Linked DNA regions of Homo sapiens: region 2 is linked to region 1. A link is a loop called in an ENCODE intact Hi-C map of the cell type or tissue named here. Cell type or tissue: gastrocnemius medialis. All regions are shown on one strand. Links, peaks and the distances in the headings refer to the core of each region. The heading gives the core; the rest is flanking DNA. Region 1 overlaps SIK2 (salt inducible kinase 2). Region 2 overlaps ALG9 (ALG9 alpha-1,2-mannosyltransferase).

Region 1 (17,354 bases), core at 5,702-8,201:
TGAAGGAAGAGTGTATGTTCCTATTTTTATTCCAGCCTTTTAAATTTAAAGCTTATTTTCTTGCCCTCTCCCTAACGGGGAGAAATCGAGCCACCCAACTGGAATCAGAGGGTCTGGCTGGGGTGGATGTTGCTTCCTCCTGGTTCTGCCCCACCACAAAGTTTTCTGTGGCAAGTGCTGGAACATAGTTGTAGGCTGAGGCTCCTGCCCTTCGGTCGAGTGGAGCAAGCTCTCGAGGGCAGCACTGACAAATGTGTTCCTAAGAAGACATTCAGACCCAGGTGTTATGCAGGATTACATCCGTTTATTATCAAGGGCAACCTTGGTGAAAGCAGAAAGGGTGTGTGCTATTGCATATATATGGGGGAAAAGGCAATATATTTTTCACTGAAGCTGAGCAACCACATATTGCTACAAGGCAAATCAAGAAGACATCAGGAAATCAGATGCACAGGAAATAAAGGAAAGCTGTGCTTTGTCATTGAATCCTAAGTTCTTAGCTGCTGATGCAAGTTGTCCCCCAAGGCCATCACAAAGCAGTGGGGCATGAGCTGTGTTTCAGGGGCCACTAAATAACAGCTGGTACTGACCCCAGAAACCGCCTTCATCTCCATTCGGAAGCAGGTGACACACCCCTTCAGAAGGTGCCCTGGGTTGCCGAGTGTCAGAATATACTCAGGACTCCAGAGGTGTCACACGTGGAACTGACAGGAGACCCGCCACCGTGGAGGCAGGGGGCAAGAAACTCAAGAACGCATCAAGAGCACCAGCCCTGGGCCAGGGAAGACAGGCTCTTCCTGCAGTTTCTCGTGGACACTGCTGGCTTGCGGGCAGTCGGTCTCCAGGGTACCTGTTGTCTCTTTTCCGATGTAATAACTACTTTGACCTTACACTATATGTTGCTAGTAGTTTATTGAGCTTTGTATATTTGGACAGTTTCATATAGGGCTTAGAGATTTTAAGGACATGATAAATGAACTTTTCTGTCCCATGTGAAGTGGTAGTGCGGTGCCTTTCCCCCAGATCATGCTTTAATTCTTTCTTTTCTGTAGAAACCAACAGTTTCCATTTATGTCAATGCTAAATCCAAAGTCACTTCAGAGTTTGTTTTCCACCATGTGGGAATCAGCATTCTTAATTTCGTTAAAGTTTTGACTTGTAATGAAATGTTCAAGTATTACAGCAATATTCAAAGAAAGAACCACAGATGTGTTAACCATTTAAGCAGATCATCTGCCAAACATTATATTACTAATAAAACTTAACCAACACTTACAATTCAGTCATCAAAGTAAGTAAAAATTAGATGCTACAGCTAGCTAACTGTATCCCTAGAAATGATGAATAATTTGCCATTTGGACAGTTAACATCCAGGTGTTACAAAGTCAGTGTTAATTCTAAAGATGATCATTTCTGCCCTTTAGAATGGCTTGTCCCATCAGCAGATGAATGTGTTAAGCACAAAGCATCTTCCTTAAAGCACAAAGAGAGGGACTAACTGATGCTGCATCTAGAAAACACCTTTAAGTTGCCTTTCCTCTTTGTAGTTAGCGTTCAGGCAGGTGACGTGTGGAAAGTCTAGGGGGTTCCATTCTGGCCATGCGAGCCCAGCTCCTACCAACGTCGGTAACTTGAGCAGTCCCTGTTGCTGGCCAGAGACTGCCTGGTCGCCAGCGCTCACCATGGGTGCCAGGATGCTTCGCAGAGGCACTGTGCTCACGGTTGGACTTGGTGTCAGTGGGAAAGGGCAGTGTGGGGACTGTCATTTTTGTGATTTAATAACACACAGTGAAAATCCAGGAAGAATGAATTAAGCTTCTTCTGGGAGTTGTTTATTCCTGCTCGTGCTTAAGATTGATGATTTCGTGAAATAAAGAACATCATTTCATTTAAGAGATCATTTCATTAAGATCTCTAATCTGTTTTGAGTCTTTACAAAATAGCCAGTTATAAAATGGGGCTTGATTTGTTTAGACTGAAGGAAGACGTTTTCCCAAAATATACTACAGAAGTGCTACAATATTTGCGATATTAAAATGCCTGCAGATTGAAAATGGGGGCCACTCATTTCAGAACTGCAGGAATGGTGTAGTTACAGATCGACATAAACTCCTGCCCCCCAACAATGCCATGAGCTGCTTAGCCCAGGAGACCTGGGAGCTATGGCAGGACGGTTAGGCCAGCCGATGAGGGACTGCAGAGAGGCTACTGGAAGGTTAAGGACCCAGAGAGAAATCGAGAGGTGCCCTACAGCAGCCAGGCCTATCAGGATCCGTCACACACGGCAGCGGCGTGGACACCGGCCTGATGCAGAGCGTGACCCCTCCTGCTGGGACCTGTGTTGTAAGCTCCTATTTGCTTATCTTGTTTATTTCAAGCAGAAATCAATAAATTCCATAACCCTCTGTATTGACTGCAATGTAAGCTGCTGAGGAGACTGGTTCTGTTGGTCAGTCAGGTGTTTGCTCAGCCCTGTCTGATCACCTGTGCTGCTCTGTCCCTAACTAGTGACCCATGGAAGCTTCCAAGCAGTTTTCTCTTCATCACTACTAACAAACAAAACACTAAGAAGGCTTAGTATCGCTCTTTTTCTGCGGGGCTACTCTGAAGTACTGACTTGCTTTCCAGTCTGATTCACGTTAGCAGTGTGTACACTACTGTATCATCATCAGCTTCATCACCCTGTAAACCAGGCTCCTCTGAAGAGACTTTGGTGAGATGAACGTGAGGTAAAAATTTCGTTCGGCAAAAAGTGCAATATGTGTGGTACTTTATTTTTTATGTTCTTTTTTTAAATCTGGGGTATTAGTCTGTGCTTTGGGAGAAATGCACTAGCTCTGCAATTCCCAGCTGGGCAAGTGTGTCTCTAGTATCTCCACGCAACTGATACACTGGTCCCTGTAAGGCAAACAGCATGTTAGCCCGACAGGAAGAGGGGGCCCACTTTCACATTCCCGGTGACACTGACCGTCCCCAGCTGCCCCCTCGCCACCTCTGCCTGCACTGCCTTCTGTCACCGTGGGAAAAGGAGGCTGATGGTTCTCTACACCATCCACCTTGAGAATCCCTGCGTGGGAGAGCATCAGGGCCCACCAGGGGAGTGGGGATGGGGCTCAGGGGCTGTTCATGCCCATCTGAGCAAACCCCTTCTCTCTTCCATCCACTTTTGCCTCCTAGGAAAGAAAAAGTCAGTGGCCCTTTCTTCCTCAGATATCAAGAACTCCCAAGTGTTTAAACCGTATGCTGGAGTCAGTGGTTGGGACAGACAGGAGCCCAAGACTGAAGCCAGCCCTTGCCTCTTGTGTCCCTTCCCAACTCTGGTGCTGGAGTAATGGGGTGCTCTGCATTTTGATGGGGAGCAAGGGGGGACCCCCCCTGTAGGAGTATCGGCCTCTCCCCTGCCCCCTACCCTCTCTCGTGGACCAAAGTCTCCAGCAGAAGAGACTCATCATAAGACTGACGACTCCCCCACCTCCACCCACACACCGAGTGTCATCAGTCCTAAAGGCAGGGAAACGCTCACAGAATTCTGCCCACGGGTTAGATGTGGGGAGAAGGATATTCTCAGCTCCAGAGTGATTAGGTGATCAGCCAGAAACTAAGGCAAGGTGACAAGCAGCAGCCTGGAGTCACAGTTGGTCCCAGGCGTGTGGGCACTAAGCAGCCTCTGGAGACATGCGGGCAGTTGAGGATGCAAGGACACAGTGAGTGAGTGGCGCTCCTTTTTGGGGTCCTCCAGCCTCTAGTCAAGCCCCAGGTTCGTAAATATGTTTGTATTACATTTTAAAACCTGTATCAACAGTCACATTTAAGCTCCCTATTGGTTTAAAGAAAATTCATACTCCAGGTAACTTTTTCCCATTCGACCTCCTATAGAGACAATATGCAGTGTGTCATTTCACAGTCTCAGTCCCTGTGAACAGTGGCTGACACCGGTGCCAGGGCTGACCTGCTACACTCAAACTCCTAAACTGGGCTGCCTCTAACTGCCTCCTGGGAAGCCACCCGAGCCACTCGGTCTCTTTGTGCCTAAACATGAAAGGTGAAAATTGGAGAACAGGGAAGCTCGTAAGTTGGAGTCATTGTACAGGCAGGGATCTTTGATCATTTTGTTGCTTCTGGAATTTATTTAATTTTTTTTTTTTTTGAGACAGAGTCTCGCTCTGTCACCCAGGCTGGAATGCAGTGGCGTGATTTCAGCTCACTGCAACCTCCACCTCCTGGGTTCAAGCCATTCTCCTGCCTCAGCCTCCCAAGTAGCTGGGACTACAGGTGTGTGCTACCGCATCCAGCTAGTTTGTATATTTTTAGTAGAGATGGGGTTTCACCATGTTGTCCAGGCTGATCTTGAACTCCTGACCTCAGGTGACCCACCCACCTTGGCCTCCCAAAGTACTGGGATTACAGGTGTGAGCCACCACACCCGACCTGGAATTTTTTTATAGAACTTATCTTCAGAGCAATGTATGAAAGACAAGAGCAGTATCAGCCGGGCGCGGTGGCTCACGCCTGTAATCCCAACACTTTGGGAGGCCAAGGCAGGCGGATCACGAGGTCAGGAGATTGAGACCATCCTAACACAGTGAAACGCCGTCTCTACTAAAAATACAAAAAATTAGCCGGGCGTGGTGGTGGGCGCCTGTAGTTCCAGCTACTCGGGAGGCTGAGGCAGGAGAATGGCGTGAACCCGGGAGGTGGAGCTTGCAGTGAGCCAAGATCGTGCCACTGCACTCCAGCCTGGGCGACAGAGCAAGACTCCACCTCAAAAAAAAAAAAAAAGACAAGAGCAGTATCATCTGCCTCTGTTTCTAAACTGGACAAAGAGATTTTCTTAAAGTTTCTATCATCTCCCTTCTGACAGGTTCTACAGTGTGGTCTGAAGCACCTGTAATGTCAGAGCCCTTGTCTGGCCCTTGGTGGCAGGTGAACGAAAGCAGTGGAGCCTCTCACCTTCCAGTAGCCTCTCACATTCTTATTTTACCATTTTTGTCCTAATTAAGGTAGCCTAGCTGATTCTAGAAGACAGCCATCCTACGTGCACCCCCACCTTGTGTCCACATCTTCTCCAGGCAGGTTTCAACCTATCAGCAGACTCAGGCACACACTGGGGCACAGATAGAGAACCAGGCGGCAGCAGTGCTCGCAGACCCACCCAGGGAGAGCTGTGATGGGTTCTGCCCAGATACTCTGCTCGCCCACCCACAAGGGAGCAATAGCTTATATTTGTACATTAGTTTTACCAAGCACTTTCTCTTCTAACCCTCACAACAATTCTATGAAATTAGCTGGGGAGATACTGTCCTTATTTTTCACAGCTGAAGAAACCAAAGCTTTGGGAAGTTTGTGACTTCTCTGAGATCACAGCTGGTGATAGAAGGAGCTGGGACACGCGCTTGGGTTGACTGGCTTCTGGTTTTGGTTCTCTGGCTTCTAGTGCTGGAAGAAGCCCTCTCTTTCCCTTCTCTTTCCTCAGTAGCATCTGACTCTTTTCATAAGCAAACAGCTGTATAAACAAAGCCCCCATTTTGGTCAAGCACAGGGTGAATGTGATATTGTTCCCACAACCTTATTCTCCACTCAACAGCCGCCTGGCTTTGGGGAAGAGGCCGCCTTCAGGTGACAGTGCAGCTGTCCAGGTGGCCGTGCACTGAACCAGGCTGAGGGAGACAAAAACCCCGCAGACCCGCCTGCCTTTCAGCGTCCAGTTAACTGCAGAAGTTTAGGCTCACCTCAAAGATGTCTAGTTTTTCCAAGTTACAATACAGCAGTTTCCTACAGAACACCCCCTTCCTCAATTGCCAAGGGGCCGCATCGCACGGCATCAGGCCACCACTGCAGGCCAGCAGATTCCACCCCAGGAACGGTCATGAACTCAGCCTTTGTCTCAACGAGGGGCGTAACATTTCCTTACAGTCAAGCCCCATCAACTAGAAGTGCTTATTACTTTTAGGATTAAAAAAGTAATAACAGACTTTGACTTAATACTCTGTCTTTTCAGAGGCAAAGTGGGTGGGTAGAGGGGAGCTTTAAAAATAGAAGTACAAAACAACATCCTGGAAACATATGACCCCAGATGGAATAATGTCACATTCCCCAGTGCAGATAATGGGCTGCTGCTGGCTCTGTGGTGTCTGTCTGCAGAAGATTTGCTCAGTCAAGGAAATTCAAGTGGTGAGACCTTTCCACCATGGGTGGTAAGAGAAACCTGCCTTCACCAAAATCTCTGAAGGGGAAAGAAGTGGAGAGAAAGGTTTGCTTCACTTCGGGGACTGCAGTTTGAGAAATAAAAGGGATACAGAGATATCTGCACTTTGTAGAAAGGGCAAGATTATTTGCTTATATCTGAAGGGAGGTGGGTGGTTTTGCTGGATGTTTGGTCTGAAAGAGTTACTTTTGATAAAGTTAATCTAACTGTAGTTATATTTTCTGTGTGCTTTTTTTTAATTACTAAGAAAAAAATTGGTGAGTTCAGTAGCTTTGGTATTATGAGTGCAAATCATAATAGCTCCAATGTGAAAAAAAAAATCAAAAGTATAACTTGTCACTTAATGTTAGAAAATTGCCTAAAATGCAGTGTAATAAATAATCTCTGTACCAAATAGTAATTTAAATGGGGTAATTTTCTGCAAGGAAAATGTACTGTTTTTATGTTTCCAACCCTCTTGAATTAAAATAAAAACAACTTCTTTTCTAAGAGCCCGGGTGATGTGAATGTCAGGTTAATGCGATAGGGTTTTTGCCTCATCGGGCCTTGGGTGGAATTTTTAGAGTATGGAAGGTGGCTGTGTTCTCTGAGTTCTGGTGCTCATTTCAGGCTGCAGAAAAGGACAGTGGATAATATGTTCTCATTGACGTCAGCAGGGTAAATAATACCTTGCTCTGAATCGCCCGAGTACACGTTAGCCGCTGCAGATCGCTGACGGAAGCACTGCTAACCGCAGCCTGCACAAGGACAGGGCCCTGCTGGGCACTGCTTAATTACTGCTCCTTGATTCTCAGAGTCCCAGGGCAAAGCGCATCAGCCCAGGTAGCCTGGGCAAGGGCCTCATGCCGCGGTAGGAGGAGGGGAGGCAGATGCAGGGGTCCCCGAGGACAGGCAGCTACAGGGCAGGGGCTGGAAATGGGAGGGGAGGTGCTGCGAGCTGCCAGGCAAAAGACACTGCTACTTAGTCACGATGTCACATCTTCTCTGGGGTCTGCCAAAGGCCTCGACACTGCACGTGCGCTCACACAGTGCATTCCCTCACATGGGCGGGGCACCCTTTTGAGGCCCAGCTCCACGCCCTCAGGGTGCTGGAGGCACCATGTGCCAAGCTGCTCTCCTGCATCCTGGACCTGTTTCAGTGCCAGGCCCTGAGTGAAAGGCCACTGTTATATCCAGCTTGCTGGCAGCAGGATCTCGACTGAAATTTGGTTTCACTCAAACCATTCCAATTAAGCCCATGCTATAGAACATTGACAGTTCCCTCCCTGCGGGGTGAGCCGCTGGTCTCTGGGTAGCGGTGGGAAGGTGCAGTCGGCAGGGCCCACACTGGCAGAGGCTGGAAGGAGCGGAGCCCTCTCCACCAACGTCCACTGCTGCCTGACTCTGCTGACAATAGCTCAGTTCTGCCTTAAACTGGTGGTTACCCCTTGGCTACCCAAAATTTCAGTATTGCTGAGTTTCATTTCTTTTTTAAGGAAAGCACTAAATTTCAGTAACAATGTTTTCCCTTTCCCACCAGATTTCTCCATCATTCTTATTCTGTGTTGCCAAAAACAACTCCAATGCCCCAGGACGCAGGCAAAATAACAGACCAGTGGCCAGCTAGGCCCCAACCCCGCACTCCCCAGGACACTCTTCAGTTCTGCAGCCTTTGTGAGTCGAAGGCTCCAGCAGGGTGGGGAAGGAGAGCAGCAGGGAGGCCTGCACCCCAAACCCAGGGCCTCTGCCCAGTGGATGGAACCAGACAGCAGTGCCTGCACTTCCCAAGTTCTCCATCAAGACGCAGGACAGGTGGGAACAGGGCCCAAGGTTCTGTTCCTGGCGAGCAGCTGCTTTCTGCCCCACTAGATCTTAAATCGAGGACTCAGAGATCCCCTTGACATGCAAGCTATGGACTATTCCCAAAGAGCATGTACACAGACCCAGAACTTCGGACACAGAATTTCAGGACAGGAGTTGGTTCCTGGGCCCCCGAGGCCCCCCTCCCCACCAGGGACCAAAGTTAGGAACCCCTGACTCAGCCTCTGCTCTCTCAAAAGTTCTTGGCCAGGTGCTGTGGCTGACACCTGTAATCCCAACACCTTGGGAGGCAGAGGCAGGTGGATCATCTGAGGTCAGGAGTTCAAGACCAGCCTGGCCAACATGGTGAAACCCCATCTCCACTAAAAATACAAAAATTAGCCAGGTGTGGTGGCGGGCGCCTGTAATCCTAGCTACTCTGGAGACTGAGGCAGGAGAATCACTTGAACCTGGTAGGCAGAGGTTGCAGTGAGCTGAGATCGCACCACTGCACTCCAGCCTGAGCGACACAGCAAGACTTCATCTCAAAAAACAAATAAACAAACAAACAAAGCTCAGAGGGACCCTCCCTGCTGATGGGTTCTCATCCCTCCCTGGGTGGATCCAGGTGACAGGGAGCCTCCTGCTTGCCAGCAGCCCGTGGGCACCATGGGAGGAAGTTCTGGGCTTTGTGCACTAAATCCTGGGTGCTATGTGGCTACAAAGGAAATGTCACCTGCACAGAACATGGCTGCTCTGCCCTTCTCATTTCAGCCCCACCAGTGACTTCAAAAGCTGAGCAGCCCTTGAGCGATGGATTATCGCACAGGAATCATCCTGGACAACGTCCCTTAGGAGGCAGATGTGGGTCCTGACTGAGGCGAAGGGGCTGGGCCCTCCCTCAGACACAGGGGCCACTGGCACACCTGCCTCCCCCCAGGTATGAAGCTGTGCCCACAAATCACTCAGGCCAAACCCAAGGTCAGGCAGGGCAGAGAGCTTGCCAGGCGCCTCGGCCACTGTTCTTTCCAGCAAGCCTTCCTGCTGCTGCCTCCCTTTGTCCGTGTTTCTGGGGGGATTTCCTAGGGCAGACTGACTCAGAGCTGCTCTGAAATTGGCAAAGAGAGATTCCAAGCCCAGGGAAAGCATGAGCTGGGCTGAGCCCCCGAGCCAGCACAGTGTCTGGGAGGGTGGAGACAGGAGGGAGCCACAGCATGGGAAGCGGACTTCCCCTGGAGCCGAGCCCCCAAAAGCTGGATAAGCAGAAAAGCTCAGAAAATGTGGGCCCAGAGGAAAATGAGGCATTAGGGATTGAGCTTCTCAAAGGGAGAACTGAGTCACTCTCTCCTCAGGTCGGCTGGGACAGTTCTGGCTCCAGCTCCTCACTCCCCAAAAGTGAAATGCCCCGAGTGGGGCTGACTGACAAATCAGACCCTGAGGAGACTGTTCATTGTCACCCCAGGGCCACCCACATAGTTGGGGGTGGGACACAATGGAATGGAGGAAAAGCCCACCAAGCCCTTTCCTCCAAGCACGCCACACATAGCTCCCGGAGCGCACAGCCTTGCCTGTCTCTTCTGTCTGGGATCCGCCAGAACTGCCTTCCAGTCGCTACAGAGCCCAAATGCTTAGCAGTGCCCCTGTGCCAGCAAAGTGAGGGCTGAAGGGCAGGCAGGCAGTGGAAGGGAACCAGGGATGAGAGGGCCAGGCAAGGAGGGCTAGGCACAGAGCAAGCCTGGGAGAGCAAGGCCCGGCTCCCACCCAGCCCGGGAGCCACCACCTGGCCACCCTCCAGGCAGGGACATTCTGGGAGGCAGCAAAGAACCTCTGACAGAGGCCTCGGCCCCTGGCGCCCTCTCAGCCCTGCCACTAACCCAGGCAAATCATTGTAAAGGCTGGTGTCTCCAGTGGTAACTTGGAGCACAGGCTGGCTGGTTTCACCCCAGGGTTTACTGCGAGGGGCAAATGCAGCCTGGCCTGGCACTCCTGGAAGACCCCCACTCCCCTGGAGGGCTGTCACAGAGTCCCACTCTGCCTATCTTACTTTAACTCTTGCCTGCCCCAACACTAGGTACAGAAAATGGCTGCTTCTTGCCTGTGAGCTCTGTCTTCACTGACTTAAGGGTGGTTGTGCTGTTCTGAGCATCTGCTTCAGGCTAAGAACTGGGAACTCTGCCCCAGGATTTCTGAATTTTCGGAAATGAGTTCTAGGCATCAGACATGGGTACCACAAACATAAGAACATCCCTGAGAATCTATGTCACAGGTAGGAGGACTTTTTTATCTCCAACTGTTAGGTCAAGCTCCAGTGTGGAAAAGACTTGGAAGGCCTGGGGGAGTCTTTTTGTGCGGACAGCTCGGCCCCTAGGCCCCACAGTGGAGAGGGCACTGACAGGAGGTCAGCCTAAGGACCTGCTCCCGTGTGCCCTGTCACCAGCCTACGTCTGACTTCCCCATGGACTTCAAGGTCCAATTGCCTTAGCTGGAAGCCACTGGGGATGGGACTGAACATCCCTGGGCTTTGGTCTTTGTCATCAGTCCTCAGTTTGACTGGACTCACATCTCCTGTAGTCTTTCTGGGTTCAAGAGAACAAAATCCGCTGGCCAAGAGGTTGGCCCTTAAGGAGCTCCTCCCCTTCACACACTCCCAGCAGAGCTCCTCAGAGCTGCCCTTGAGACCCCCCAGGGCAGCGCGAAGGCCCTGCCAGCCTAACTCTGTGGGAGGAACAGGACATGCAGCTAGATGCTAGAGGCTGGCTCTAGGACAAGTGAGGTTCCTGAGCTGCAGAATGGCTCCAGCCTCAGGCCCAGAACAGCCTGGTTCACCAGCAGGTGCTGATTAAATCCAGAGAAGAGACCCGCATCGAAAGGCACAAGTCAGAGACCCTCAGGGCCCAAGGGACTCTCTGAGTTTGGGGAAAATAAGGCAGGCAGGAAAAAACCAGAAACAAGAGTAGAAGGGGCATGGAAGGCAGAAGATGGTCTTAGCTGGGACGTGGCGCAGGGGCTGGTCTCGGGTCAGTGTGTGTACAGGACAGACTGTGTGCAGAGAAAAGGAAGAGGAGGAGGGTGGGCGCAGTCAGGCAGTGTCTGTAGCCATTATTTATGGATGCTTCACTTGATTTTAGTCTCCAAACCTGGGCTCGGCATGGAGACTGAATGTCCCTCACAGCTGCTCCTTCCTGCAATAACAAGACTGACATCACTGTTGTCAGGGAAATGGTGTTTTGATTAAAATCATGTGACAGCTACTTGGTGATTCAATAAACAAATCCCCTGTTAACCCCTGCCTGACAAGGCCCGTCAGCAGCTTCAGCGGGGGCACCCTGTGTCCCGTCCAGGAGTGAGCCGCTGCCGGACCCGCGGCAGCAAGGTGTGGGAGGTGACCCTCGCTGCTCCCTGGCAGATCCTGCCTGGGTGGACACATGTGACATCCAACACAGAGGCACCTCCACAGACTTCAAGGGTGCCAAGGAGGCGCTCTTCACCAAGGGAGACTGGCTCTCGCCCTTTCCCTTTTCTCTTCAAGTGGCGGGCCCAGCCCCAGGGATGTCCAATGGCTCCCTGAGGGCCCTGAGGCTGGCTGAGAACTGACAGTTCCCAGGGCTCTCAACAGCAGCGCGCTCACGCTCACCCCATTCGGACAGATTGGCAAGTCCACTACGCACCCTAGACAGTGAGGGGTTAAGAACAATTTCTGGTTGCAATTGGATGACTTCCTGGATCACTCACTTGGCTGCTGGCCCCTGACACACAGGGCTCTGCCTGGCAACAGCCAATTCCCTTTCCATCTCACCCTCGGGTCATTTTCCTTAAGTGAAACAAATGCATGGAAGGCTCCCTGAGTCATGGGGCGGGGGATTTTTCTGAGTTAAATGAACTGAAGCCTCAGAGGCCTAGCACCACTGGGCCTCCTTTCCTGGAAAAAAGATTCCCAAATAGACATGCCAGGGGTTGGAGGAGATTCATGAGGGACCAAAAAACAATGATAGCACCTACCACCTAGGGTGGGTGAGGATGACATGAGATTTGAAGTGCCTGACAAGGTGCTGCAGTGACCAAGGCTCGAGTAACGGCAACTTATTCTCAGTAACTCCTCGGCTAGCAGAGGCAGCCCGGGCCCTGTCAGAGCTGAGCAGGTCAGCCATGGGAGGGCCGCCTCAATGATCCACACTCAGATCGGGTCATACCACGCATTCATGGCATGAGCAGCTGGCTCTGAATTTGTAGGAAGACGTAACCCCTTTCTTCCCAAAGAAGTCTGTGGTTTAGGCCTAAAAAATGTGTAACTGTCACTCCCACTCCTTCAGCCAAGCTCTCCTCCCTGAGGCCCAGTTCTGTGAAGACGACATGGACTCCAAGGGCTGGCCACCCCTGGAATCCAACTGGACAGTGGTCACCCAGCCCTTCCTCTCACTGTGCGGCCACTGCAGGAACGGCTGGAGCTGCCCACGGACAAGTGTGCAGCCCCTCAGGAAGGCAAGAATGTTCTAAGATGAGTGACTGCGATTCTGGACCTCAACAAAAGGCAAAAAACGTTTTCATGGTTTCGGTTCACATAAAATGAAAAGCCATGTGACTTAAAAGGCAGCCTTTTTGATGTTACTTCATTGAATTTTCACTAAGCGAACCTACTAGAATGGGTGTGAGAATGTCAGATTTTTCCCCATGAACTAAACGCAGTCTGGCATCCGCACGAGGCAGCCAAGCCCTGCTGCTCTCCTTTTCTGAATGTATCTGTAAGCCACAAATCGCCCTCCTAATGAATGGCCCTGGGGCAGTGGCTGGCACCCACTGACTGCTGAACTGGGGCTTTTCACACCATTTCCACACAGAGTGGCATCCAATGGGGCTTGTAGAACATCTGAGCTGTTACAGAGAAACTTGCAACTATTTTTATCTTGAATGGAAATAACTGAGAGGAATTATGGCAAGTCACTTCTATATTATGTGAGGAAAGTGGGAACAGCCCCTTTTTACAAGCAATTCTTCACCAAACCCCACTGGTGTCCTCTGTATGGGCCTCGCTGTTGGACTGGGAGGTGATAGGAGATGGGCCTCAAGCTACAAGAGTGACAGCTCTGGCCGGCGACCCACCTCTCAGAAAGCATTCCCAGAATGAAGTAAGCCAGCAACAGGCTTTAACCATCTACTCCCGGCCCTTAAAATTGGACTCTTCCCCTGGGGACAAAGTGAGAGGTGCTGCTTCTCCGCCTACCCTGTGGCAGCTCCCTGCACACCATGCCACCCTGGCTGCCCGCAGCCCTGAGGGCAGGACTTGACCCCAGGCTTCCGGGCACTTACCTTCCCCATGTCCTCTCCAGGCACTGTGGGTCTTGGGAAGTGGTTCTTGTCAGCCCGAGGGACACTGGGTTCTCCACTGTCCTTCACAGGAAATTCTAGCTTCCTCAGCCTTTGTGCCACCACTAGAGACACAGACAGTGGCGCTGTAACTGTCCCTGACCAGGGCACATCCCTCCCAAGCCCACCTGTGCTTCCCAGCCAGGATGCCCTCAGTTGTGCCAGCAGAGTTGGGTGTCCAGCAGCAGCCTACAAGTATATGGGGCACTGGGCAGAGAAAGCTGGGGCAGCCCAGGGTCGTGCTGAGGTGCCTTTCCCTCGGGGCCCTGGAAAGCGCCACCCCATCGGGCCTTTTGGTGTCCACCTGGCTGTTCCCCACATCCTGGTCACTGATGGTCTCCAGAGCCCCAACCACAGGAAAGACCTGGCTCCTTTCAGAACTCATATCAGTTTAAGAGAACAACTCTGGAGACAGAAATGGCTTGGCTTTCCGACGCAATGAGTAATTAAACTCTATTCGTCCTCCGGAAGATTTCCATCCCAACTGAACGTTATGTAATTTCCTGGAAACAGCAGGCTCGTGGAGGCAAACGGGGGACAGTGAGACTATTCTAGGTACAGAGGACTGGAGGGAGACATGCGAGGGAAGAGGAAAGAGGAGAGTAAGGAACTGGATGGAAACAGGAATACTGGAGAATCAAAGGGAAACAGTTACATCACATCAGACTGCAGTCACCTCAGCTGCTAAACCAGGAGAACACTGGGCAACAGGGCCTCTCCCTCTACAGTTTCATATCCAAGCAGTGGAGAAAAATAAGAAGCTTTACGATAAGAGTGTCACCATTTTTAAAAGTCAGAGGAATTTAAGTAAAAGGCAAGAGGACAGAACAAGCACCTGACCTGTTTGGCCACCCTGCCCTGCCATCGCCACAGGGACAGAGCCAATGTGACGTCTAAGGGCAAGCCCCAGCCTTTCAGTTTAGTGACAACACAACAGTTAACAAAGGAACAAAAGTGCACCAGGTTAACCGCCGGGTCAGGAAGGACAGGCTTGCTTCCCTGGAAGTCTACGCAAGCAACCTGAATGCCTGGACAAGCCAGCTCAAAGGTCAGGCTGCCGTCTCTGTTGAGTCAGGACAAGTTGTCTGGCAAAGACCCCTGGGGCTCTGCATCACAGTGGCTGAGCTGTGGTATTTCTGTGAGCTGAGGGCAGCCCGTTATTTCAACAAGACCTCGTTAGAAACCACATATTCACCTGCCTTCCTTCTTATGAAACAAGATGCATCCTCAGGTTCACATCTTCTTGGTAGCACAGAGAGAGAAACAAGACCTGGTCTCTTAAACCTGTGAGGGGTAAACCCCACACAAATTACAGAGAGAAACACCAAGGTGAATTCCACTGTTGCTGAGACATTTTTATTGGCATAGGTTATATGTTTGTGTGTGTGTGTGTGTGTGTGTGTGTGTGTGTGTGTGTGTGTCTGCTTCATTTTTCTAATCAAACAAACAACTGATGTAAGCTGCCAAGGATGAAAAACAACATTACATGTCTGAAGCAATCAGACAAATCCACACAGAACTGTAGTCTAAGCCAGGGGACCAGAAAAGGGCCACATAAAGCTTGTTTCCTGAAAGCAGGAAAATCTTTCTGTCAGTGGGAGAATAAGACACAGTCTGGTTCTTTTGATTATTTGTTCCATGCACACATTGGAGGATATTTTAGAAATTCATCCATTGAACACATTTTTATTGAGCACCTATTATGTGCACCAGACACTGTTCCAGGCACTGGCGATACAGTAGAAGATAAAACAGACAAAAATACCAGCCTTACAGAGCTCCTAAAGCCTATATTCCAGTGAAATCAAGATAGGAGAACTTTTCCCTTAAGTTTAAGGTAGTTAAAAAAAAAAATAGGAGAACTAATTCATGGAGAACATGGCCAAGTTATGAGCCAAAGCACAATTCCTCTGAAGAGTACCAAAACAAATTCTCTCTCTATTGCTTAAGTCAGAAGGAAACAATGAAACCCCTGAGGGGTCACCACAAAAGACAGAGGCCCCGCTGAACCCCCGACCCATGCTTGAGAAAGCCAGGGCCCACTCTCCCTCTCTCAAACAGTTTTAGGGTAGAGAAGTCAATGCTTAGGGCTCCTCACTGGGAGACACAAGGGCATTTTAAAAGTCTGTCCCCAAAACAATGGCATTTCCAACCAGAGTAAAGCAATGGTTCCAGTGCAAATCTGCTTCATGAAGACAAATGTCTCTCAAATATGAAATTCAATGAAGAAGAACATAACTTGCAGGTAACAAAAAATAAAGACTCATGAAACTAAAATTAAAATGTTTACAGAATAATAGCATAAGATATTAAAATGAGAATATAGAAAAAGATTTGTGCTTAGGAAAATACTTAATTCTTGGCCCAAAGTCATAAAATAGAAACTTACTATAAGGTAATTTGGCAGTTTAAAATGCAGACAGATAACCTCTGATTTACAATTTCTATTTTTCGAATGTAGGACAAATTTTAAAGTATTTAGTAAAACTTGGTTTTATGTAACAAATATACAAAGTCTTAGAGGAGTCTTTGGGCCTTCACTAAACAGAACAGGACTTGTTAGATTTAAAAGAGGTTGTGAACAAAATCAACAATTCAAAAACCAAAAGGGTAACAAGCAAACCTCATAGCAAGATGCACTGAGAGAAAAATAAACTATGGGAAAACCCCCTTAACCAAAAGTCATGAGACAAGGTGAGTTTGATTATGTGAAAAATAGTTGTTTTTTTTTGAGATGGACTCTCGCTCTATGGCCCAGGCTAGAGTGCAGTGGCGCGATCTCGGCTCAGTGCAACCTCTACCTCCCAGGTTCAAGCAATTCTCCTGCCTCAGCCTCCTGAGTAGCTGGGACTACAGGTGTGTGCCACCACGCCCAGCTAACTTTTTTGTATTTTTAGTAGAGATGGGGTTTCACCATGTTGGTCAGGCTGATCTCGAATTCTTGACCTCAAATGATCCCAAATAGGTGCTTTTTAAAAAGGGCTTTAATACTGTTTAAGTAGTTCAAATAGGCTTCCTCACTATTAATTTGCTTCAGTAAACTCTTCAGCTTAACTCATTATCTTAAATTTCAGAATTAATGAGGTTTTACTGTAAAAGTAGAAAAGCAAACACTTCAAATGATAAGACTCCAGTATCACCCATACTAAAAACTTAGCAATAAAACTGCAGTTTGAAAAGCTACTGTACAATGCAGCAAGGACTAGGTGTCAATACTGCTGGAAGCAGAGCCAGGTAAAGAACAGGAAATCTGCACAGTATTATCCCTGTGGTTCTTAGACTCATTCGAAATACAGAACTGCAATCTCACAATGAAACAAACATACTGCTTATTAGGAGGCACTACAGTTAAAGCTTTTTAGAAAAGAGAGAGAAGTATTTTTAAATGTAGGCACAGTGGTGAGCTGTTCAAATTCAGTTAGGCGTCAACATCACACATTAGCAGCAAGATGCAGCCACACTTCAGGTTTCTGAATGACATGAGTACAGACAAAATTGAGCAAATAAAAACCAAAACAACCACTACATTAACCCTGAGCTTCCACATTCCCCTTTCACATGAGACTAATGCAGACCATCATAATTCAGGAAAATGTGGCTTTCATTACGGTCAAATCTCAACATGTCTCCCGAAGAGTTTATAAAATAAGTTATTCTAAACATGTACATTTAGCTTTGGAATGATGGAGAGACACAGAGATATATGTAAACGTCAAGAGAATCACTCCACTCCACGTCTGGGTCCACACCCTTCCAGGCTTTGTCTGGAACATTATGTGGCTGGTGCCTGATTCCACAGTGAGGATGCAGGAGCCCAGGTGGTGATGGATAAAGCATTAGGAGACAATCAAGTGTCAGGAATTGGTCAATAAGAACGGCTTAAATAATGATTTAACAAGGAAGACGAGTAAAAAACAATCCCATTTCATCTTTAGAAAGAATTAAGTCACTAAATGATTTCTTCTAAGTTGTTGCCATTTGCTTGGATGAGATCTTGAAGGTTTTCCA
Region 2 (15,505 bases), core at 7,065-9,564, 97 kb after region 1:
CTGTTTAGACAGTTTGCCCACAGCTAAGTAAAATTTGGTCATAACTGAGACTATCCAGCAGCCACAATGGCTGACATATGTTATTAATTTAATACTTAGCTTTTAAGCAGCATTCAGAATGTCTTCCTTCCAAACACATAATAAATTCTGATTCATCACATCTCCTCAAATCCCTCTGTGAGCAACTGCAGCAAGGCCCAAGCCTTCTTATAGCTGAACCTTGTAAGCTCTGTGAAGGCAAGAACTGAATCTGTCTTTATAAGCACAATACACCTGGTGCCTGGTACAGTACCTGGCATATCTCAGGCAGTCAAAAAGTATTTGCGGAAGGAAAGAATGGTGACCAGCCACACCAGGATGCTGGACAACTTCCAACACCACGCTGTTCAAAACTATGACCAGCTTATTTGTAAGTGCCAAGAATTTCTTCCCTTAGCTTCTAGCCCCTGGAGGACAATCTATTTCCTCCATAATACCATACAATAAAGATCACATCATATCGTAATAAATCTACTAAACAAAATCAAGGTGCTGGTGTCTGGTAAGGGCCTTCTCACTGTGCCATCAAAATATATGACTCTATTCAGATCCATGACTGCATTCCTGCTATTGGGAAAGGGATTACAGAATCCAAAGGAAATAAACAGAAGAATCACACTTAAGAGCAACTGTCTTAGTCCAATCTGTGTTGCTATAACAGAATATCTGAGACAGGATAATTTATAAAGAAAAGAAATTTACTTCCTTACAGTTCTGGAGGCTGATGAGTACAAAATCAAGGTGCCGGCGCCTGGTAAGGGCCTTCTTACTGTGCCATCTCATGGCAGAAGGCAGCACATGGCAGAAGGGCAAAGACAGGGCAAGAGACAGCAAGAAGGGGATGAACTCATTGTTTTACAAGGCACTGACTCTCGAGATAAACCACTCCGGCAATAATGGCATTAATCTATTCATGAGGGCAGATGTCCCATGACCCAAACACCTTCCATTAGGTGCCACCTCCTAACACTGACAAATTGGGGATCAAGTTCCCAATACATGAACTTTGGGGGACACAAACCATAGCATTAACTCAAATTCCCAATTGGTATTTCTTGCCTTTCTCAATTCACAGACAAGATGTTAGAGATAATCAAGTCCAGTTCTGCAACCTTCCAGAACTTTCTGCATGTAAAGAAGTTCTAAGATGTTTTTTGACTCCATTTTAGCCACAACTTTTTTACTATAAAAAATACAAATGTAGGGCCAGGTATTGTGGCTCACACCTGTAATCCTTTGGGAAGCTAAGGTAGGAGGATCACTTAAGGCCAGGGTTCAAGACCAGCCTGGGAACATAGTGAGACCCTGTCTCCAAACACGCGCGCACACACACACACACACACACACACACAAGCCAGGTATGGTGGTGTGCACCTGTAATCCTCATTACTCGGGAGGCTGAGGTGGTAGGATTGCTTGATATCAGGAATTTGAAACTGCAGTGAGCTATGATTGCACAATTGCACTCCAGCCTGGGCAAGAGTGCGAGACCTTGTCTCTAAAAATAAAATTTTTTAAAAAGTAAAAAGAAATCCTATTGCATATGCTCTACATATTTGAAAATGGATTATCAGTATTTTTTTCCTATAAGGTCCTACTTTCATGCTCTGTATTTGTACAAGATCAAGTGGGCTTTTCCCCTTCTGCTCCACGGGAGGCTTCTGTCCTCCTTGAGCTCACCTTAACACACCTGCATTACTGTTTGACAGGTGTACTGCCCCAGTCAAACATCCTACTTGGCACTGTCCCCAGAGCAGCACCAAAAGCCAGAGCCCCTTGGAGATCATCCCCAACCCCTGGGGCCTCCTGCTTATTCTACATTTCTCATGTCTCTCTACCATGCCAGACTAGAGTCAAGCTCGACAGGGTCTTCTTTTCCCAATGACTCCGCCAAGCCCATTCCCTTGGCTGTAGTTTTGCTGAATCATAGGTAGGAACAGTGGGAATCTGTTCTTACAGAAATGGTCCACTCATGTGTGTCACTAATGAGATGACGAGGCATTTGGCTAAGAGTCATAGTGACTTCCGCTGTTTCCCCAGGCTTCTTTTTTTTTTTTGAGATAGAGTCTCGCTCTGTTGCCCAGGCTGGAGTACAGTGGCACGATCTCGGCTCACTGCAAGCTCCACCTCCCGGGTTCACGCCATTCTCCTGCCTCAGCCTCCTGAGTAGCTGGGACTACAGGCGCCTGTCACCACGCCCAGCTAATTTTTGTATTTTCAGTAGAGACGAGGTTTCACCGTGTTAGCCAGGATGGTCTCAATCTCCTGACCTTGTGATCCGCCTGCCTCGGCCTCCGAAAGTGCTGGGATTACAGGTGTGAGCCACCACGCCCGGCTACCCAGGCTTCTCTGAATTTCTTCACTTTGACATTCAGAGCACTGGGCAGAAATCACACTGCATTAATACCCACTTGAGGGACTTCGAGATAGATACAGGTTATATCAACAAGCACCCATAAAACAAACATTAGAAGTGGCTAATGCTCCAAAATGACAGCAATAGAAAAACAGACTATAATAATGCTCTGTGCTGGGCCCAGTGGCTCAAACCTGTAAACCTAGCACTTTGGGAGGCCAAGGTGGGCAGATTGCTTGAGCCCATGAGTTTGAGTCCAGCAATGGGCAGCAGGGTGAAACCCCTGTCTCTACAAAAAATACAAAAATTAGCCAGGCACGGTGGCACGTGCCTGTAGTTCCAGCTACTCGAGAGGCTGAGGCAGGAGGATCGCTTAAGCCTGGGAGGTCAAGGTTGCAGTGAGCTGTGTTCGCACCACTGCACTCTAGTCTGGGTGACAAAGCACAACTCAGTCTCAAAAAAAAAAAAAAAAAAAAAGGCCAGGTGCTGTGGCTCACACCTGTAATTGTAACACTTTGGGAGGCCAAGGTGGGCAGACTGCTTGAGCCTAGGAGTTTAAGACCAACCTGGGCAAAATAGTGAGACCTCGTCTCTACAAAAAATACAAAAATTTAGCTGGGTGTGGTGGTGTGCACCTGTAGTCCCAGCTACTCAGGAGGGCGAGGTGGGAGAATCACCTGAGTCCAGGAAGTTGAGACTGTAGTGAGCCATGATCATGCCACTGCACTCCAGCCTGGGTGACAATGCAACACCGTCTCAAAAAACAAAATAAACAAACAAAAAAAACAGGCCAGACACAGTGGCTCACGCCTGCAATCCCAGCACTTTGGGAGGCTGAGGTGGGCAGATCACCTGAGGTTGGGAGTTCAAGACCAGCCTGACCAACATGGAGAAACCTCGTCTCTACTAAAAATACAACAAATTAGCTGGGCACGGTGGCACATTCCTGTAATCCCAGCTACTCAGGAGGCTGAGGCGGGAGAATCGCTTGAACCCGGGAGGCGGAGATTGCAGTGAGCCGAGATCACACCATTGCCCTCCAGCCTGGGCAACAAAACTGAAACTCTGTCTCAAAAACAAAAATAAAAAAGAAGCTCTGTATTTTCTGCCTCCGACTAAGTGCTCTTTTTATTTAAATCTAGCTAATATTTTCATTTGCATCAGGAAATGGGACCGCTGAATATTCTGCCTCTAGCTCTGTGATTTAGGGAAGTAGCTTAACCTAGGCTCAGAGATTTTACCACCTTTCCAAAAGGTTTGGAGTGCAAACCACTAAGATCCCTCTCAACTCTAGAGAAAGCAATTCCTCAACTCTAGAGAAAGCAACTGTAGAGAAAGCAATTTCCTCACAATTGCAAATATACTCCCCTTTGCTGATTCTACTCTTCTCTAAACTACTGCTGCTCATCATTACATACATTTCCATATTAAAAGCCCTGTGCTGGAGGTAACAAATATACAGGATTTGCTTTTACACTGCCAAGTCTTGAGCAATTAGAAAGTCTATGTCTTGCTTTTAGTACTGAACACAGTTACATTTGTGACTGAACGTGTCACAAATGGCAAAGGCAAAATAAGATCATTCAATTCTCTCAATTTGTTGATGTCAAGGAGCTATTTAAAGCCAATGTTAAATATGGAAAGGTTACAGAAATTTTGTGGGCTTACATGCCTGAAAAATTCTGAATTTTTACAGTGCTTCTTCATCTCTAAGAGCTTTAGCAATATAAAAAGTCTGACTTGGGAAAAGGTCACATGTCTTATCTACAGAGCCTAGATCACCACACAGATCTATCCTGAAGTTAGGTGATGGTAAATAAAGAAAGCTCCAATGGTTGTTTCCCTTCCCACTGTTCACATTCCACATCACCAATCAATTGTGGCACTCTTCCACTGAGCTTGGATTCAATGTCATCATGCTCTTTCATCCCAGGCTCCAGTAAGCCACTACCAATTGATGAGAGGTGTTATGTGAATTGCAACTATTTGTCCCCCTTGTGAAATCAGTACATAAGGGTGAACACCCAGGATGGTGGTACTGCAACTCAGTGAAGCCCAACTGGATGATATCTCTTAGTTCTCAACAACATATCTCAAAATAAACAAACTACTTTATACAAAAATGCAGATTTAGAAATCTGAGAAATCATGGGAGATCGCTTGATTTCTTCTGTTTTACAATAACAAATTCTGGGTTTCTTTCATAAATCGGACTTTTAAAATATCAGTGTATATAAAATATTTTAAGAATGCATCTATGATACAGAATGAAATTCACTAGTATTTATGACTAAAGTCACTATCACTGCCACCATTAAGAAAGTCCTGTTAAGTACTAAATTAGGAAACAAAAGAAAAATCACACAAATTTTAGAGAATTTCTACTTTGGAGTTAAGTCGACATATATACAAATAGTCACCATTTTTGTCAAAATCTCCATTTTTTTCTTTACGGGTTGTATATTGTTATTACAGTTTAAAAGGGGACCAGAGGAAGACAAATACATGGATAGATATCTTCCCTTTAGGAGCTTCCAACTTATGATGGACAATATCAGATGTATAAACTTTGAGTGGCATTCAGCCAATAGAATAAAGCCATTATACCAAAGCGTAAGTAAAAAGTAATGGGAAGTTAATTTTCAATTATCCAGAGTTGGCAAAACATGCTTATAAAATCTTTTCCTACCGTAATTTCTGTGCTTAATCAGTTAGTTTGCATTATTATCAGTTCCTGCTATATACTTTACAATCTAAGAAGAGGGAATGTCTTTTTAAACGCAAACCTTTTCACAGTTATTTTCATCACCCATTCAGAAGAATATAAATTCAATAGATAAAGTTCTACCCAGGTTAATATTTGCATCAACCTATGAAATTTTATTAAGTTGCATGAGGAAGGCATGGCTCCCAGGCTTTGAATTAGTTTCCATAAATGACCCTGAACAGAGAATTCGGAAACATCTGTGTGAAATAGACCTATCATAGCTAAAAGAAAAGTATTCCATCTTCCTGCAACATATCAAACTTGACAGGAAACCAGTGAGGACACAAATCTGCCAAATACCAACCTCTGTCAATTTACATTAGAAACAAACGACAGGAGAAAGCTAGACATGATCCCTGTTCTCCAGGTGCTTGTAACCTGGTACTCTTACTGGACTACAAACAACCTTGAAAAATGGTAGTGCTTGAGTCCTAATTGGTCCAAATTTCTACTATTAACAAGGTTTGGGGAGGCCTCTCTTTAGCTCAAAAAGACTAAATGAAGGGCTATTTGAGTATTTCACTTAAATTTTTAAAAATCACCTGCTGTGTATAATCCCTATGCCAGGCATTGTGAAGGTTTGAAAGATTAATGACAAACATGAACCCTTGTCTTTAAACAAATGTAAAATTTGCCAGAGAACACCGTCACATACATAAATATGTGAGAACAATGAAACAGAGAAGAAATGAGAAATGCTCCTGCTCAATTAACTAAAATCTAGAAACCTCAAGCCATTTAATTTCCCCTAAATATTCAATGTTATTTCATACTTCAGGCCTTTGCAAAAGCTGTTCCTTCTGACTGGAATGTCAATTTCCCCTTCCTCAGCCAGAAAATTCTTAATCAGCCTCTAAGACTCAACTCCTATGCTACCTCTTATGTGAGGCTGAAGTACGAAGAGTTTTCTCACCTTCTCTATGCACATTATGGCACTCAGTACACTGTTTAATAACATTTTAAGTTTGTTTCTTCTACTAGACTCTGAGGGCAAGATTTATGTCCTTTTCTAAATTCACCTTTAGGTTTATCAAAATAATATATACAGCCGGGCGCGGTGGCTCACACCTGTAATCCCAGCACTTTGGGAGGCCAAGGTGGGCGGATCACCAGGAAACACCTGACCTGAGGTCAGGAGTTTGAGACCAGCCTAACCAACATGGAGAAACGCCATCTCTACTAAAAATACACAACTAGCCAGGCATGGCGGCGCATGCCTTCATGAAATCCCAGCTACTCAGGAAGCTGAGACAGGAGAATCACTTGAACCCAGGAGGCAGAGGTTGCGGTGAGCCGAGATCGCACCACTGCACTCCAGCCTGGGCAACAAGAGCAAAACTCCGTCTCAATAATAATAATAATAATAATAATAATAATAATATGCGGCCAGGTGCAGTGGCACATGCCTGTAATCCCAACACTTTGGGAGGTCAAGGTGGGAGGATCACTTCAGTCTAGGAGTTTGAGACCAGCCTGGGCAACATTGCCAGACCCTGTCTCTACAAAAAAATAAAAAATTAGCTGGGTATGGTGGTGCAGGTCCATAGTCCCAGCTACTTGAGAGGCTGAGGTGGGAGGATTGTTTGAGTCAGGGAGGTCGAGGCTGCAGTGAGCTGTGACTGTACCACTGCACTCAGCCTGGATGACAAAATAAACAATATATCCAGAGTTTAAAAAAAAAAAACAAAAAAAAACTTAGTACAAGAAGCTTATTATGAAAAACAGCAGTACCCTCCTGATTCCCCAGTCCAACTTCCCAGAGACAACCACTCAACTCTTCCAGCTTTTTCTCCTGGTAGGTTTTTTTATTTTTTTCAGACAGAGTCTCACTCTGTCTCCCAGAATGGAGTGCAGTGGCACTATCTTGGGTTCAAACAATCCTCACCTCTCCTGGTAGCTTTTGATTTTTCAATTATCAAATAGTAACATACACTAACTTCTTTTGGTACTTGATATATCTTGGTATGGATCTTTCCTCATTCATCATTTCAGGGACGCTCTGCAGGCTCTTGCAATCTGAAAACTGATATCCTTCAGTTCTGGGGATAGTCTCACATGATTCCTTTGGCAATCTCCTCTCCTCCGTCTCATCTGTTTTCTCTTTCTGGATCTCCTATTAGCTAAATTCTGGATTCTGATTTTATTGTTCTTTTTCTATTTTCTATCTCTTTGTTTTTGATTTGTTTTGTATTATTATAGTCTGGAAGATTTCTTCAAACTTATCCTCTAATCATTCTACTGACTTTAAAAATCTCCTTTATTTTTAATTTCTAGCAGCTCTTATTTCCTGATTGTTCTCTTTTAAAAGCACAAATAATATGAAGAGCATATGTTTTTGTTTTATGAACCCCAAATTTTTAATCTATCAGGAAATATTTCTGCTTCCTACATTGTTTCTGTTTCTTTCAATTCCTTCTTTTCCCCATAATTCTGCCTTTTTTTCTTATAAGGGACTTTTCTTAAATGACAGGAGATTGGTGGGCACAGTGGCTCACACCTGTAATCCCAGCACTCTGGAAGGCTGAGGTGGGCGGAGCAACTGAGGTCGGGAGTTTGAGACCAGCATGACCAACATGGAGAAATCCTGTCTCTACTAAAAATACAAAATTAGCCAGGCGGGGTGGCGCATGCCTGTAATCCCAGCTCCTTGGAAGGCTGAGGCAGGAGAATCACTTGAACCCGGTAGTGGGAGGTTGCAGTGGGTCGAGATGGGCAATAAGAGTGAAAGTCTCAAAAGAAGGAGATTATGCTTTCTGTCACCTATTTTCAGCACATAGAGACAATAAAAAGTTGGATGAATGGCTGAATCAACCAACGAATGAAAAGAGTAAGAAACACTTAACAGTGATTAAGAACAAAAAAGATGCCCAGGCACAGTGGCTCACGCCTATAATCCCAGCACTTTGGGAGGCCAAGGCAGGTGGATCACATGAGGTCAGGAGTTCGAGACCAGGCTGGCCAACATGGTGAAACCCTGTCTCTACTAAAAATACAAAAAATTAGCCAGGCATGGTGGCACACACCTGTAATCCCAGCTACTCGGTAGCTGAGGCACAAAAATCCCTTGAACCAGGGAGGTGGAGGTTGCAGTGAGCTGAGATTATGCCACTGCACTCTGGCCTGGGTGACAGAGAGAGACTCTGTCTCCAAAAAAAAAAAAAAAAGGTGCCTAAAGATAAGAGATGAGTCCGGACGTGGTGGCTCACGTTTGTAATCCCAGCACTTTGGGAGGCCAAGGCTGGCAGATTGCCTGACGTCAGGCGTTTGAGACCAGTCTGGCTAACATGGTGAAACCCTGTCTCTACTAAAAATACAAAAAAATTGGCCAGGCATGGTGGTGTGCACCTGTAACCCCAGCTAGCCACTCAGGAGGCTGAGGAAGGGGAATTGCTTGAACCAGACAGATGGAGGTTGCAGTGAGCCAAGATTGCGCCACTGCACTCCAGCCTGGGTGACAGAGCAAGACTCCATCAAAAAAAAAGGAGATGAACATGGTTGTGCTGATAATATTTATACATCATTGTCTTCTTGAGCCAGTGATTCAAAACTGTTGGAATTACACCGCCAATGGATAGTCTTGAGCATGATTACGGGACAGACAAGGCTTTCTGTCCAAACCCCAACAACCAGAAAATTAACTTTATTTAAATTTGTATTTAATTCCTTAACTCACTTCTGCCTGGAAGAGTTTAATAACGTACTTGCCTTGTGCACTGCGGCATCCTCTTTAGTCCTAGGTTTCTAACAAAAAGCGTTCCTTGGAGCTTGTAAATTGGTAAACCACATCTATTTTTTTGAAGTAATCAAGATATAATTTGTGGAAAGAGTAGCAAAGATAGTATTAAATATGACTAAAATGACTTAAGAAGAGGCCTGAAGGCAAAGAGGGAAAAATTACTTGATAGAACACTTATCTTCCAATTTTGAGTTGAAAGTCCTTATGTTCAAGGAAGAGAAACTCGAGGTCAACTGAAAACACACTGAATGTTGCTCAAGTCCACCACAGATCTTCTTGGTAGGGGTATCAAAGATTTCACAGTGACAGCCCCCATTACAGTTATTTTTTTTCCATGATGAAATTAAAACATTATTTATTACAAAAAACATCTTACAAAATCACTTACAGTCCTCCGACCCAAAGAAAATCACCATCAGCCTATTAGTGTATATCCCAGAACTTCTCTGCAGATATTGATTTTTCTTTACAAGATCTGGATCATGTTATATATATTGTTTTACTGTGACTATTTTTAGCTTGAGAGTCCTCAGTTTATATCCCTGAAAACACCAACTGTCTACTGCCCCATAGGTCTAAAAGCTAAAGTAACATGACTTGAATTACAACCAGAGAGAATAAATTTATTCTCTCAATTTTATAAATATCTCACACTGCAAAATCTGAGATCATAACCACATCATCTACAATTCAAAAATCAAAAGACTGGATTTAAATCTGCCTTAAAGTATAACCAAAGAGCCCATTTTTTTTGTTTCTTCAGATTTAATCATTCTTTCTTGCATCAAAAATAACAAAATTGTAGGGTGACATTAACACATGATCATGAAACAAAAATGTGTTTCATTTCATTAGTCACAGGCTACATATCAACCAGCTGTCGAAGCTAAAAATATGCCTTAATTTAAAATTTTGTAAAACACAAGCATTTAAGACTCATTTTGAAAGAAATGTGACTTCTTTCTGTTTCAACCCACTAGAAGCTTTAGAGAAGAACAAATAAGCACCTCTAAACCAAAAGAGAAAAAGGTAATAGCGGGGGAATTCAAGCCAATTTATCCATCATCAATATCACATTGTTTACATCTTATAAACAAGCATATGTTAAGGATAACAATTTAATACCACTCCAGATGTAAACAAAACTACACATTCTCAAAGGAAATAGAAGGCCTGAAACAGAGGTTGAGATCCCAATAATAAAAGATGTGTATTTTGTCGGGGGAAGAGTGAGCTAAGGAGAGCTGGGTAGTAATAAATATTGTCACAGCTTTTCCTCATCAGCTGTAACAGAAACTTTGTCAGGGTTGCAGTCTTCAGTGACATCATCTCAACTCTCAAACACCAGCATCACACTCTTGGAGCGGGACACAGCACAGAGTAAGCCTCTAACAGTACTCATCTCTTCCAGGACAGAAGCAGCATGTAGACTTCCATCTCTGGTCATGAGGGCCCCGGCTCAGGACACATGTCTCAAGATAAACTGTGCTGCCATAAAATATTTGACAGGAAAATAGGTAATGGGATAAGCTAAAATATAAACACTCCAGTTGGATTTCAGGTGTAGTTTCAGCAAATTGGAAAGGGAAGCAAAGAAATGTCAATGGTCTTAGAAATTCCCAGTCATTTAAAAGGAAAATACATTTCACTTGATTCCAGAAAAGAATCAGACTCTCCTAACTTCCAGTCAATGCTCTTGCCACTATCAAATAGCCAATCATCAATATCCTCCCATGATATTTCCTTTATTGAAATAAGAACATGGAGGCCTGGGAGGAAACATCTGAAAGGGAAAAATTTCAAGTATTTTTCTGTCTTTTCATTTCCTCTTTTAGATATGCTCCAGTTAAATTTTAAAAAGTAGTTGTCCTCCAGAGCCACAGACTGTCTTAGTTTTTTGTCTCTCATATAGCCTTGCTAAATACATATTTGTTGATTGAATCTTTAAACTCACAAGAAAAAATTCATTGCACTGTAAAAATCTAAACTCACAGGTAAAAATTTTTGTTCATTCAATCATTATAGATCATGGAAACATCAATTAATTTCTAAATGCCAACATAATGAATACTAAAAAAATTAACTTTAGAGAAGTATTTTGAACATTCTCCAATTAAATTCTTAGTAGACTCTAATCTAATTGCACTGTATATATTACAGCAATTTGAATCTGCTTGCCTTGATACCCGAGACTGATAACAATTAGTGAGGAAACAAATAGGGCAAGTTATTTTTTCCTCCAATAAGGACTTCCAAAAAGGGCAGGAGAAGGGATAAAATGAGAGAGAAAGGAAGAAAAAGAGAAGAAAGGAAAGCATGTCGGGGGAAATCCTGATCATTTTTATTTATTGTTAAACATAATATTTACTACTTAAAGTAAGTACCTGTCATATATAAACTAGAAATGGAAAGTAATTTTTTAAAAAAGTAATGAGTTGGGCACAGTGGCTCACACCTGTAATCCCGCCACTTTGGGAGGTCAAGGCAGAAGGATCACTTGAAGCCTGGAGTTCGAGACCAGCCTGGGCAAGACAGTGAGGCCCTCTCTCCACAAAAAATTTAAAAATTAGCTAGGGGTAGTGGCTAATTTAAATTTTTTTTTTTAAACAGAGTCTCGCTCCGTCACCGAGGCTGGAGTGCAGTGGCGCCATCTCGGCTGACTGCAACCTCCGCCTCCTGGGTTCAAGTGATTCTCCTGCCTCAGCCTCCTAAGTAGCTGGTATTACAGGTGCACATCATCATGCCTGGCTAATTTTTGTATTTTTAGTAGAGACGGGGTTTCACCATGTTGGCCAAGCTGATCTTGAACTCCTGACCTCAGGTGATCCTCCCACCTCGGCCTCCCAAAGTGCTGAGATTGCAGGTGTGAGCCACCATGCCAGCCTAATTCTCCATAGAGACAGGGTCTTTACAGCACCTGTAGTCTCAGCTACTCAGGAGGCTGAGGTGGGAAGATCGATTGAGCCCAGGAGTTCGAGGCTATAGTGAGCTATGATGATGACACTGCACTCCAGCCTGGGTGACAGAGTGAGACCCTGCCTCTGAAAAACAAAACAAAACAAACAAACAGAAAGCAATGCTCAGCTACTTAATGTCTATTTGGCCTTGTAACATCAAAGAATGATTAGCTATCACACAAAAACAAGAAAGAGGTGGTATGAAAATAATATTGAAGAATCCTGAAACCAAGCCTTTTATCCTAGGGCTAATCTTTATCAAGTTATAATCTCTCTAGATCTCAGTTCTTTCATCCATAAAATAAAAAGATCACAGACTACATTTTAAGTTCCCTTCTAAATCTATGATTCTTTTTACTGGTTAAACTGGAAAAGCAGGGATAAAGAAGAATGAAATAAAGAATATTTTGAACTGATATACAGTCAATTCTGTTCTAATACTAGTTTCAAAAATGCAAATTTTTTCCAACAAAGGGATATATTAGGGAACACTTTGAGCGTAATTTAATTTTTGCATTTGATTATGTCATTTAATTCACAGGAAACACTAGGTGAATGCAGAAAAGTACACTCAGTGGAACCAATCAGCATAGGAATACACATAGTGTATACATACACAAATATATCTACTGGCCTTCTCAGTTCACTGTGTTATAAGCCACATCCACCCATTCACCTTTGCTATTATAACTTTTGTAAGATTTCAGATAATCCTTTTACTACTACAAGCTGCAATCCTTCCAATACCAGGCCACAAGCAAACTTCAAGTCTTCTGCAAAGTAAACAGCCACATTTATTGTAGTATTTATGCACTTTTAACCATTTAACATATGTAAAATCATGCTACCATTTTTAATCTTTTTTTAATTTTTATTTTTTCAGAGAGAGGGTCCTGCTATGTTGTCCAGGCTGGAGTGTAGTGGCATGACTGTAGCTCACTGTAGCCTCAAACTCCTGGGCTCAAGCAGTCCTCTCACCTCAGCCTTTGAGTAGTTAGGACTACAGGCATGAGCCACCATACCTGGCTAATTTATTTTTTTTTTATTGTAGAGACTGAATCTCGCTATGTTGTCTCAAACTCCTAGCCTCAAGCTATCCTCCTGCCTCAGCCTCCCAAAGTGCTAGAATTATAGGCATGAGCCATCATGCATGGCTAATTTTTAATCTCTTTTTTAACTGACAAAGTTTTTTAAGTATTGTGTCCCTAACTCCGTTTTCCCAATAAGCTTTGTGGTTTTTACCACATATTAATTTTTCATAACTTTATATCTTATTGTAGCAGAACTGACTATATTACTGCTTAGGAAAAAAATCAATGACCAATCTATGTTTTCAAAGATAACAGATGGAGGACAGGCATGGTGGCTCATGTCTATAATCCCAGAGCTTTGAGAGGGCAAGATGGGAGGATTGCTTGAGACCACCCTGGGCAACACAGCAAGACTCTGTTTCTAGAAAAAATAAAACTATTAACTGTGCATGGTGATGCATGCCTGTAGTCCTAGCTACTCAGGAGCTTGAAGTGGAAGGATCACTTGAACCCAGGAATTTGAGGTTACAGTGAGCTATGATGGCACCACTGCACTCCAGCCTGGGTGACAGAGCAAGATCCAGTCTCTTAAAAAAGAAAGAAAACAGGAAAACTTCCAGCAAGTCTGCTTAAGCATTAAATTAAAGTCAGAAAAAAGTCTTTTTCTGTAAGCTCTCTCCTGAAGAGCTGTTTTTTCCTCCAAGGTTTCATCCATTGACTAGGTAGCTCCTAAATCATATACTAGATTTGGAGCTGGAAGTGTATCATTCACCTTGAAATAGTGAACAAAAATGTGAATTTTTCAAGAACTAAAGAGGTGACACTGAATGTATCTTCCAAATTTAGATCTTGATTCTGGCAGAAAATCTTGGCAATCTTGGCATGTACCCCTGTAAATGCTTCCTGTTCAATAATGAGATATTCAATAGCTACTCAATACCTACCATGAAAAAATATGCAGCAAAAACATTATTTTTGCAATATAGTTATAATGGTACAGTACAAACCACAGAACCTTTACACTTATTCACTCCTAATTCTTGATTAGCCCAGAGGTAAAGAAAATAGTGAAATAAAAAAAGTCATACAACTTTCCTCGTTTCCATGCACAATAGAAACGGGACAGGCTGGAGCACTTAGCATTGAAGCCAAAGGCTGGCTAAAACCTGCCACCCAGAGCTAAAGGTCCATGCCTAATTTTCATGATTCTGCCACCACAGATAAGCAAAAAAATCCTCGCATTCAAAGGGCTGGACACAGCTGCTACCCAGCAGACATAAATCACTTGTTTTTCCCTGCTTTTATCAGCCAGCATTTTGGTGACTCCTACTGGCATCCTGAAAAATCATCACCTTTCGGGTAAAGCTCATATAGAGTCATTTAATCAAATTTAACACTGTCTGACAGCAGAGAATATGGAAATATGATCTAACTAAGACAACCAGTGATAAAAGCCTAAGAAATGTGCAAAAGGCCACTGTAGATTTTCTAGCCAGCTTTCTCTCAACATCATTACCACAATGACGATGAATATTCATTATCCACTGAGAAAGCATGTAAAAGTGAACTACTGGGTACATGACACCGTCCTAGACACTATGGTGAACACAAAAGAAACAAAGTGCAGTCATTCTCTTCATGGCATTCACATATTTGATGTGGAAAGATATGATATCAGAAATATTTAACTAAGACCAAGAAAATTAAATGGCTAAATGAACTGCACAGATAAATACTGAAGACACTTAAAGGAAGGTCTGCTCAATATGGACTTAAATAGTTCACTTCAAAGAGGAAGATAATTTTGATAGTGTGAGAAGAGACACAAGGGTAGTTCAGGCATAGTCACCAATATAAGCGAAGTCACTGGGGTGGAAAACGCAATGATGAGTCTGGAGACACTGGAATAAAATTACAAGGATGGGAAACAATAAAAAGAAGGAAGGGGAGAGATTGGGTTTCTTTACCTGGAATCTGTCTAATATACCATTATCAGATTAAGAACACTTGTGCAAGCATAAGAACATTGCATTTTTGCTACAGAGAGATATAATATCAAATATCATAATTCCAAAGTAGGTGCCATTTTACAGACAGAAACTGAAATTAAACAGAGAAGCTAACTAATTTGCCCAAGGTTATCAAGTTTAGCAACAGAGCTGAGGTTTGAATGCAGGCCTACTCAACTCCAAAGTCCACGCTCTTTTTTTTACTACTCCATTTTTACTACCTCTTCCTAAAGCAAAGCTCCGATAACATCACTCTGAATTCATACTGTCCCCCTATGACAGTGTATTTTCCCACCCTTTGACTGTCCAGCTTCTCTAGAATGATGCCCTGCACTCAGGAGACTCATATCTGCAGATAAAATTAAAATGACCTGTAACAGTCTACCCTGCCCAAGGGTATTTCCATTGTAACAGGAATCAGAGCCTTAAATTAAAAGAATAAAGCTCTAATACAATCCATGTGGCAGAAACGCCTGTCTTACAAGGGAACAGCTCAAGGCTGTGTCTTTAAGTGTCCATTTTCATAGCTTATAGTTACAGCTCATACAATAAGAATCTCACTCATAAACCCTGAGGGTCTCCATGGAACTCTAACCAGCCCCAATCTGGG

What was found. A loop is a pair of places that touch in the nucleus more often than their neighbours do. Peaks named below come from ENCODE experiments on the same cell type or tissue, not always from the same donor. Only the 100,000 strongest peaks of a DNase experiment are listed, where the experiment ranks them.
Region 2: it touches region 1 in a loop (2.5-fold over the local background); 1 of 110 quality-filtered maps calls a loop at or near these places.

Annotation. Positions count from the first base shown.
Region 1 is chr11:111,724,159-111,741,512 of GRCh38, forward strand. SIK2 (salt inducible kinase 2) reads left to right here. Exons shown (of 15, transcript NM_015191.3): 15 at 1-6,697. PPP2R1B (protein phosphatase 2 scaffold subunit Abeta) reads right to left here. Exons shown (of 15, transcript NM_002716.5): 15 at 13,719-17,354. Among named protein-coding and RNA genes, the nearest start is that of PPP2R1B, 34 kb to the right of the region's middle. RefSeq lists enhancers at 8,489-9,305, 10,886-11,522. In gastrocnemius medialis, for the core only: no CTCF peak of the experiment used is centred there; DNase peaks (open chromatin) are centred at 6,923, 7,253 and 7,921; H3K4me3 peaks cover 607 bases; H3K27ac peaks cover 2,500 bases.
Region 2 is chr11:111,819,558-111,835,062 of GRCh38, forward strand. The region is part of intron 13 of ALG9 (ALG9 alpha-1,2-mannosyltransferase); the gene reads right to left. Among named protein-coding and RNA genes, the nearest start is that of ALG9, 44 kb to the right of the region's middle. RefSeq lists enhancers at 9,707-9,826, 10,145-10,284. In gastrocnemius medialis, for the core only: no CTCF peak of the experiment used is centred there; a DNase peak (open chromatin) is centred at 8,484; H3K4me3 peaks cover 652 bases; H3K27ac peaks cover 2,306 bases.